Linked DNA regions of Mus musculus: regions 1, 2 and 4 are each linked to region 3. A link is a loop called in an ENCODE intact Hi-C map of the cell type or tissue named here. Cell type or tissue: left cerebral cortex. All regions are shown on one strand.

Region 1 (2,500 bases), 230 kb after region 3:
TGGGGGTTGTTTCCAGGTCCTGCCCATAAGCTATGAGCTCACCTTCTTTGAAAAGCTAGATCTAAAGTACTGGATCTCAACCTGTGGGTCAAGACCCCCCTTCACGGGGTGAGGGGGCACCTAAGAATATCAAAATAACAAATACATCTAATGCAGAGCCCTTCTTCGTACCTCGTTTGTACACAAAAGTACTTGTTAAGGAAAATGAGAGTCCATCTGTCCTGAGAACACAACACCTTGCTATGGCTGGAGGTACCCCAGGGCCCAGAAGGCTCCGGCCCACAGCTCTGACACCTGGACCTGTTTTGCCTCACCGCTCTACCATGTTGGCCTTCCCCTTGCTTCCTCCTGTCCCTCCAATAATGACCATGGACAGGGAGAGGCCTAGATGATCAGAAGTGAACCTCAACAGGACCAGAGAAGCAGCTACACCCCATGAAACGACAACTCCAACCTCACCAGCCTGGCCATGCCACTACAAATTAAGTGATGTCCAAATACGTGGGGCAGACTCTGAGGCTCGGACAGTGGTAAGAGGCCAGAGGTGAGATGACCAGGTGTACTGGGTGGTTTTGTGTGTCAACTTCACACAACTGGAGTTATCACAGTTTCAGTTGAGAAAATGCCTCCATGAGATCCAGCTGTAAGGCATTTTCTCAATTAGTGATGGGGGGGGGGGGGGCTTGTGGGTGGGACCATCTCTGGGCTGGTAGTCTTGGATTTCTCTAAGAGAGCAGGCTGAGCAAGCCAGGGGAGGCAAGCCAATTAAAGCCATGGCCTCTGCACCAGCTCCTGCTTCCTGACCTGCTTGAGTTCCAGTCCTGACTTCCTTGGTGATAAACAGCAGTATGGAAGTGTAAGCCAAACAAACCCTTTCCTGCCCAACTTGCTTCTTGGTTGTGATGTTTTGTCCAGGGATACAAACCCTGACTAAGACACCAGGGTTTCTCTAAAACAAGATCAAAACCTGCCTGAAAAAATGATCCTTCCTCCCTCCCTCCCTTCCTTCCTTCCTTCCTTCCTTCCTCCCTCCCTCCCTCCCTCCCTCCCTCCCTCCCTTCTTTCTTTCTTTCTTTCCTTCTTTCTTTTAAATCAAGAAAAGCAAAGCAGCGTCCAGTAGGTAGCTGACTCTTTGTAAAGTGCTTACCATGCAAGCAGGCTCTGACCTGCCAGAGCCTGTGTTTTTAAAACAAAGCCAGGAGTGGTAGCATGCTCTGAACAGCCCCGAGCTGAAGAGGTAGAGACAGGAGGACTTCTGGGGCTCACTGGGCAAGCTCCAGTCTCAGAAACGAAGATGGAAGAACTAGAGGGATGGCTCTACCCTTCAGAGCATTCGCTGCACTTACAGAGATTCCCCAGTTCAGTTCCCTGGAACCACAACCACCCAGTAACAGGAGATGGGGGGAGGGAGGGCTTTGACACCCTCTTCTGGCCTCTGAGGGTACTGCACATGTGCAATACACATAGCACACACAGGGAAAACGCTCTAGAGCATAAAACACAATAAATCTCTTTAAAAAAGAATGTTGGCCACACTAATTAAATTAATTAAAGGCACATGCCTTTAATCCCAGCACTTGGGAGACAGAGGCAGGTTGATCTCTAAATTCAAGGTCAGCTTGGTCTACAAAGCAAGTTCCAGGACAGCCAGGACTACACAGAGAAACTCTGTCTTGAAAAAGAAAACCAAATCAACCAACCAACCAACCAAACAAAAACCCAAAACAAATAAACAAAAGCCCACCACTGCCACCAACAAGAACAACAAAAAGGAATCAGTTAAAAATAATCCAATAAACCACACACACATGTGGGGCACACCTGAACACATGAACAAAAGCACAAGCAATCTTCACACAGAACAAAGAGAAAGAAGAAGAATGCAAAGTTATCTGAGCGCAAACACCGTGATTTTTTAAAAATCTGCACAGAGCCTAGCTGCCTTGTTATTTTTAACCCTGGTCATTCCAAAAGAGCAAGAGCAGAGTTGAGCTTTAGGGGGCAAAGAGCCTTTTACAAATGTCTGTATTAGTAAAGTGTTTTCAAAGAGATTTATCTTTTTAAAGTAAATAAAGAAAAAATGTCTAAGTAAATAATTAAGTAAATGAATTGTAAATAGCCTAGACTTGACATTCACAAAAACTCTCCATTTCCATTGACTGCAGCTTCTCTCTGGAATTACTCAGCATGAGTAAATCTACAGTTTACTCTCTGAGAGAGAATTTAGGCCAGTTGGTACGCTAGAGGACAGTTGTGCCATCACACTGCGGGGGTACCCCCTGGGTCCACCTGGTGTCATGATTGAGACAGAGCCCTGCCATCCATCAGGCCAAGAACCCCTCCAAGGAAGGAAGAGGAGGGAAGTCCTGCCAAGTCCCCTAGTAGAATCTCACTAACCTCTTTCTTCTTGGCACCTCCTTCTCAAGCCCCTCCACAAAATGACTTCAGAGGGAGCTGCCTCTGTCCCTTGAAACAGTTGTATAGGTGGCCAAATATGAGC
Region 2 (2,500 bases), 57 kb after region 3:
AAATCATCCATTCACTTAATCTTGGTCTAGGAAAGCAAAATGAGTAACTATTCTTGGGCTTCTTATCATGTAGCTCTCCTCATATCATTAATATGAATGTACTTTAAAAGGTACATTTTAAAAAACACAACACAAAACAGGAGCCTGGACAATAAGGTTCAGTGGGCAAAGGCACCTGCTGCTGCCAAGCTGGACCATCTGAGTTCCATCCACAGGGTCACATTAGGCAAGCACTGATTCCGGAAAGATGACCTGTGACATACAATGTTGCACATACATACCCCTGTAATAAAAATTACAATATAGCCAATTGGGGTTTTTTGTTTTTTGGGTTTTTTTTTTTAACAAAGCACCTTTGTTTATACAAGGTAAATCCAGAATTCTAGAGATCTTTTTTATCCTATGGCCTAAACACACATTAGAAGAACGATTGGTGAGCCAGGTGGCGGTGGCGCATGCCTTTAATCCTAGTACTTGGGAGGCAGAGGCAGGTGGATCTCTGAGTTCAAGGCCAGCTTAGTCTACAAAGTGAGTTCCAGGACAGCTAGGGATACACAGAGAAACCCTGTCTTGAAAAACAAACAACTGAGTGAATGAGTGAATGAATGAATGCTTTGTACTTTCTACCCCAAATAGCAGAAAGGCCCTGTGCTACTAACCTAGCACAGATGGATGCCCAATAGCCTCTTGTGTAGCCTTGGTTAATGACAGACAAGAGGCATGTCCAGGGCACCTGTACATGTGTAGATGCATGGGCTGTCTGGGTTTTGGTACTCCATCCCAAGGATGTATGTACCTCATGCCTTTGAGGCTCAGGCCTCAAACCTCTCTCTGCCGTTGCCCTGGGCTGCGCTGCATGGTTTGAATCTGCTAGCTTGGCCTGGAGGTAGAGCAGGATTCCCCCCCCCCCCCCTGCTCCCTCTCATCATCCTACCCATCCTACCTAGGGTGAGGATCAGGGATCTGGGCCTGGAGGAGGGAAGACTTGACTGATTGCACTGGCCTCCCCCAAAGCTCCTTTTAGCAATCTGAGCCAGAGCAGGCTGTTCCACCTTCCTGTAACCTAGCAACTCCAGCCCCTGACAACTGATGTATTGGAGAAAGCTTAACTCTCCCTAAGCAGGTTTGTTTGCTTTTCTCCAGCTTTCCTTCCTTACCTCCTCCTCTCACCCACCCCTTTAGCTCTCATTCCCCTTAATTCTTTTCTCAGTCTTTGACTGTCATTTTACCTTCTGTCCTGTGGATTCCACGCCCATCCTCCCATCCGCCATCCTCAGGTGGCTCCTCTGTGGTAGACAGAGCGACCTTGCTAATAACACTCAGTTCTAATGAGCTTCCTACTATGACCAGTCTTCAGCTTCGTGTGTTAACTCCTAACCACCAAGGTGATAGCTTGGGAGGTGAGGCTTGGCGAATAATTGAATCTGGAGGGAAATAAGAGGAAAGAGAAAAAGAGGCCCAGGAGAGCTGACTTCCCCTTTCCCCACAGAAGAACTTCAGACAACCTGTGTATAAGGAAGCTGTTTCCTTCAGAAGGGGCATCGATCAGCTAGTGCCTCTGTGCTGTGTTTCCGGGCTCTGCACCTTTGAGAGCACATTGCAATTGTTTATTAGCTACTTGACTTACGGCATTCTGCTACAGGAGCTGGACTGGCCAGATATTCCCTGTGTCTGTGTTTGTCTCTTTCTCTTCAATACTCAAGGTGGAACCCAGAACCTCACACACTCTAAGCAAGTACTCAGCCACCGAGGTACATCTCCAGCTCCTCTTTTTCTTTTTGAGATGGGGTCTTGTTTCATTGGCAGGCCAGCCTTGTACTCTATAGCCTAAGCAGGCTTTGAGATTTTCATCAACCTCCTGAGTAGCTGGGATTACAGGTCTGGGTCTGTAAGCCTTGTCACACTCATATCTTGTGTCAAACCTTTTGCTAGCTCCCCAAAGAACTATCCAGAAAACCCTTCAACAACTAGCACTGCCTTTCTATTGAATGTGCCCCTCCCCCTCACGTTCTTACCTTCTGCCCTCACCTTGGTTGTAGTCCTTTTCTTTGTCCCCCATGCCTATTGTGCATATTGTCCCTCCACAAGGAATGCCCTATCTGCTCATTTAGTTTTGTGATACTCTTCAAGATTTAACTTGGGTTCCTCTGGGAAGCTTTTCTTCCCCATCACTCGGACACAATTGGCCACGCCCTCCATGCAACCGCCCACCTAATACCTACCTGTACCTGGGGGTGTACAGGTGCGCTTGCCCTGTGCAGGCTGCTTTATAGGGATTCATTGTGAGGGCATAGAGAATTTCTCTTTCTCTAACAAGTTTCCAAAGCTCAGCCTGATGCACAGGGACATGAAGGGTGAATAAGAAAACGGAAGAAGGAGGTAGATAAGGAAGGGAGGAAGGAAGGAGAAGGGAAGGTATGGGGAAAAGAGGGAAGGGAAGAAAGATAGGAAGGAAGGAGGGAAGGGGAGGGAAGAAAAGGGAAGTGAGAAAGTACAGGAA
Region 3 (2,500 bases):
ATATTTTAAGTGCATACACTGTGAAATGGCTGAACACACTGAATCCACACATTTTATCTACCAAGGATGTCATATTTATCATACTGGTCCTTAGAGCACACATTCTCGAAGGTTCTCTTCACACTTTCAATACAATGACCACTAACTGTAGTCTTGCTATGGATAGACGTCTTTAACTATAATTACATATCTTTTAATGTTCACTTTCATTTAGGACACACAAAATATATAACCTAGACATCTTTAACTATAATTATGTATCTTTTAATGTTCACTTTCATTTAGGACGCACAAAATATATAACCAGGTTATTCTGTTCTGCGAGGCAACTTTACAGAATAGCACCACTTGAATTTGAGTTAAATTAGCATGTAATACTGAAAACTAAAGTAGGCTGCCCGGCAGAGGTGGTGCATGTCTCTAATTCCCAGTATTTGGGGAGGCAGAGTTTGAGGCAGCCTGGTCTACAGAGCAAGTTCCAGGATAGCCAGGTACAGAGAAACCCTGTCTCAAAAAAAATTTTTTTTTCAAGATTGAATTTACTCACTAGAAAATCCAAGACTTCAAAATTTATTTGAACAGGTTTAGGCTTGGGGAGGGAAGGAGGGACTGGTAATATTTTAGAGTAACAACAAAAGCAGTCTTCGTCTGGATTAAGGAACAAGAATGTAACAAAACTACTAATAAATTGTACATTCAAAGCAGGAAGAGCAGGAAGGCTAGCACACACTGAGAAGCCACTTGTTTATACTGAGCTGCTTGAGTGAGGAGTGAGCCTTATCTTTGACTCCTGGTGCCTGGCAGTGCAGTCAATAAACACTTGCTATATTAGAAAAAAAGAACGTATTCTTACCCAAGAAGGGGGGACTGGTGGGTGCTGGTGACTGATGATAGAACCAAATATTTAACAATGATATAGCTCAGGCTACTTTCCCCTTTTTCTCTACAACTCCCACTCTATTAGTTGTATTTAAGCATCTGTAACTGTATAGAAGTACATTTGATTTAAAGGCTTCTAGATCGGTTTAAAATACATGCATCTGCTATAAGGTATTTATGAAAAATTAAAAATATTAATAAACTGCGATAAAATCTGATCCAAATTTAATTTAAAATTTAGATTATATGAAAACAGTGGTGGGCTTAAATTCCCCTTCTCCGAAGAGTAACAAGATATAAAGATTTAAAATAACTATATTTCCCTAATAGAGCCAGCCATGTACTACAAGCATAAATTTTTTTTAACTAAACAAATTTCTCACAGACCCAGCAAGATGTTTCTATCAATTAAAGACCACAAAATCCCAAGCAGTAAACACAGCAAGCACCAGGGGGCCTCCCAGGAATAACTTGATACTAAAGGAGAAGGTAAATAAGAAAGAGTTCCTGGTAAAAGTTCTGCCTTTTTCTCAGCCTTAAGGCTGCTGGAAAGCTTTTACATCTGGAGCATATAAACAGAGTTGTTTTGTTGTTGTTGTTGTTTTAAACAGAGAATAAATACTTCGTACTTTAACTAGTTAAAGAAAAGTCACCCCTCTCCACGCTCTTTGGTAAAATTCCAAACACAAACAGCTTCGCTGTAGTAAACACACGCATTCATTAGGAGGCTGACAAAAAGGACTCTTAACCACTCAAAAACGCAATTCTTTTTTACACACTCCACAATTAGTGACGACGCAAATTTTATAGCGTAAAAGGGTTCTTTTGACCAAGACCCGCCTTTAACTTCGAACAGTATCCCCCAACGGACCAATACATTTAACTACTGGCCTCTCCATCTCCTCTTTTCTCCTTATGTTCCCACCAACACAAAACTAATCGATAAAAGCATAAGAACCCGGAACTTCAAATGCTGAGAACACTTGTAAAATACCTTTTAAGCTCAAGAGATTATTCACAACAGACATTTGCTAAGTTTGTGCAGAAATTAAACTCGGCTCAAACATGTTTAAAAAAAAAAAAAAGCCCCCAAATCAACCCCTTCAGCACATGTATCCGGGCGTTTCGTATTTCTAACGGACGTCTTTAACCTGATTCAGGATTTTTACTGTTTTTTTATACTCCAGATAATAAATGGTAAACTAGTCATCGTATCCTCTCCCTAATTCTTTCTAGAGCATCCAGTAAAATGCAAACGATCCGAGAGCCTTACTGGGAAGGTTTTATGTAAAATTCACTACCGGAACGACCATCGGAGGCTGCCAAGGGCAACGCACAAAGAGAACCGAGAAATACACATTCCACGGACACACAAAGCCCAGCGGCAGGCATCCTCGCCCCTTCTTCGGAACGGTCTGCAGAGGCCAGCACAGCGGCCAAGCGGAGCCCGGCCGCCTCTCGGGAAGACTGTACCAGCCGATGGGCCTCCGGCCTCGCTCGGCCCGGCCTCCCCGCCTGCCCGCCCGCCAGCCCGCGCTCCTGGCCTCCTGGGGCACCCGGCCCGCCCGCCCGCCCGCCCGCCTGCCCTCCTCTCCGACCTCAGCTCGAGCGGGAAGGGCCC
Region 4 (2,500 bases), 250 kb after region 3:
TCCCTTTTGCGGAAAGGAATGCCCAGGAAGGGAAGCTCATTGGCTGAACACTTAGGGCCTATCTAGATATCTCATTAGCATGGAGAACTCCAGGTGTTTATGCTACGTGACTGTCACGTGGGGTGTCAAGTAGAGTTTGTCAGGGAGCTGGCTCCACCCCTGCCACTCTCATTCTGAGATTCCCCAGGGTCTGAGCCTGTTCAGCCTTACCAGTTCTGTCCAGTGGCAATGTCAACTTACCCCACAGTGGCATGCTGACCAGCTCAAACTACTAACCAGGCCTAAATCCAGGGCACTGAGTTGACCCACCCCAAAATCTATCTCATTTGCAAACAGCTTGGACACATAAAAGGGACAGTCCTGCTGACCCAAAGCTGCAGGACCTCCATGACACAGGGCAGCCACAGGATAATCCAGAGGAGTCCCAGTGAGGACTCAATGCTGACAGTGTCACAGAAGCCAGACCAATGACACATTGCAGTGACTATTTGCAAGTGAAGGTGTGTGGACAGAGGGATAGACTGTTGGACACACTGTGACATGCTACAGCTTCCACCACGAGATGTTTTCTATGCTTAATTTTCTGGGTTTTTGTTGTTGTTTGTTGGTGGTGGTGTGAAGTTTTTGTTTTGTTTTGTTTTGTTTTGTTTTTTTGGAAGGGAGGTTGCAAGGGTGAAGGGCAGAGATGAGGGGGTGGGAAGATGAGTAGAACTGGGGTGCAAATGACCTCACAAAGAATCAATAAATTTTTTTTTTAGTTTTTCAAGACAGGGTTTCTCTGTATAGCCCTGGCTGACCTGGAACTCACTTTGTAGACCAGGCTGGACTCGAACTAAGAAATCCGCCTACCTCTGCCTCCCAAGTGCTGGGGTTAAAGGCGTGCGCCACCACGCCCGGCAGTTATTTTTAAAAATTAAAACCTGTATATGGAAAGGCGGCTCAGTGGTTAAGAGCACTTGCTCCTCTTTTTGAAGACCCTGATTTGGTTCTCAGAACCCATGTGCTGAAACTCCAGTTTCATGGATCTGATGCCCTCCTCTGGCCTTTGCCGGTACTGCATGCACATGGCGACTTAATAGACACAGGCAAATACCCACATGCATAATTTTTACAAAGAAAACTGAAATTCGAATTCTCTAAAACAGAGAGAGACAGAGACAGAGAGACAGAGAGAGAGGTGAGGGGAGGAGAAGGGGGAGAGGTGGGGGCAGAGGTGTGTGCAGTGACACAGAGGGGTCTGTGGTTACAAATGACCTTTAGGCAATTACAAAGCCACTTCGTGCCCTGTCTCACTCATACCCACTCACACTGGGGATCCCCTAAGTGACCTTGCCATTCCCTGCTTTTCCCAGCAAAAATCTTGGCTCTGTCTTAAAATAAAAAATTGCAATGAAGCCAAGGTGTCAAAGTGAGAGTGGGCAAGAAAATGTTTAAAGGGTCCCTTTGGTTGCTGTGTGGAAACAGGGCAGGAAAGGAGAAAGGGTGAAAATGGGAAGGGTGGCTCAATGAAGACCATCAAAGGACAAGAAAGGCTGGGACCACCATTCTTGCATACGGGCCTTCCAGTTTCACTCTGGCTTCTTTGCAAATCTATGCTGGCTCTGTCACTCTTCTGCCACACCTTCTCGAGTGACATCCCACCTTATTAAGGGGTAGATGGGACAGGTGGGTTTTGCTGAGGTCACGAAATGTGTTTCCTGCCCCTTCTCTAGTCTTCTCTATCCCACGTCTTCTGGTGCGTGCTCTAACCACTTGGCTTCCTGCTTGTTCCCACACAGCCCAGTTTCCTGGCTCACAACTTCTCCTTGGTGTCTCTGATAACCACAAGGCTCACTCCCTCAGTTCTACTACTCAAATACTGCTTTTTCCAAAACTTCGCTAAATAAAACAGCAAAGCGTGTCCCACCCCATCTTGCTCCAACACTCGGGGCCTTCCTTCATCACCCTTAAATCCATGTTAGATGAGCAAATGAACATCTAAGATTTGAACAGAAAGTACAGACACAGCTCTGAGAGTGCAAAGGAACAGAGCTGTTACTGATTCAGCCGCCTGCTTGGTTAGCCTGTTATGTTATAGTATTTAATCTCCATTACCGTACCCTTAAGTAATATATTACCATTCACTTATAGGTAGATAGGAAAGACCAATGAAGTTTAGTATTGTTCCAATATCACATGTGCATGTTAAATGGTAGTAGGAAAACTTAAATCCATGTCTGTATAACTACATATATATTATATAATTGATTATATATGTATAATATTGCATATATTTTTTTTTCACTCATTTCTCCCAGGACTCACTTTGGCTCAGTTGAGGGGAGAGGATAGAGTATTTGGGAAGACTTTCTGAAGAAAATACCACCCCATTCTTCAAGAAGGTAGAGTCATATGGAGGCTCTCAGATCTACAATAAGATAGAGTTAAATGGGGGCTCTCAGATCTACAAGAAGGTAGAGTTATATGGAGGCTCTCAGATCTACAAGACATAAATAAATAA

What was found. Peaks named below come from ENCODE experiments on the same cell type or tissue, not always from the same donor. Only the 100,000 strongest peaks of a DNase experiment are listed, where the experiment ranks them.
Region 1: it touches region 3 in a loop (2.2-fold over the local background); 2 of 42 quality-filtered maps call a loop at or near these places.
Region 2: a loop joins it to region 3, with 2.2 times the contacts of the local background. A loop is called at or near these places in 10 of 42 quality-filtered maps.
Region 4: a loop joins it to region 3, with 2.2 times the contacts of the local background. A loop is called at or near these places in 2 of 42 quality-filtered maps.

What each region holds. Positions count from the first base shown.
Region 1 is chr5:32,229,491-32,231,990 of GRCm38, reverse strand. The region is part of intron 2 of Gm36783 (a long non-coding RNA gene); the gene reads left to right. Among named protein-coding and RNA genes, the nearest start is that of Gm36783, 1.8 kb to the left of the region's middle. In left cerebral cortex, a CTCF peak has its summit at 1,438 (motif pointing left); no DNase peak of the experiment used is centred here.
Region 2 is chr5:32,402,292-32,404,791 of GRCm38, reverse strand. No RefSeq gene overlaps it. Among named protein-coding and RNA genes, the nearest start is that of Gm36840, 49 kb to the right of the region's middle. In left cerebral cortex, no CTCF peak of the experiment used is centred here; a DNase peak (open chromatin) is centred at 1,061.
Region 3 is chr5:32,459,446-32,461,945 of GRCm38, reverse strand. All of the region lies in intron 1 of Ppp1cb (protein phosphatase 1 catalytic subunit beta), which reads right to left. Among named protein-coding and RNA genes, the nearest start is that of Ppp1cb, 1.7 kb to the right of the region's middle. In left cerebral cortex, CTCF peaks have their summits at 1,314 and 2,326; DNase peaks (open chromatin) are centred at 1,336, 1,699 and 2,270; H3K4me3 peaks cover 1,944 bases; H3K27ac peaks cover 1,140 bases.
Region 4 is chr5:32,214,237-32,216,736 of GRCm38, reverse strand. No RefSeq gene overlaps it. Among named protein-coding and RNA genes, the nearest start is that of Gm36783, 17 kb to the left of the region's middle. In left cerebral cortex, a CTCF peak has its summit at 1,056 (motif pointing left); a DNase peak (open chromatin) is centred at 1,036.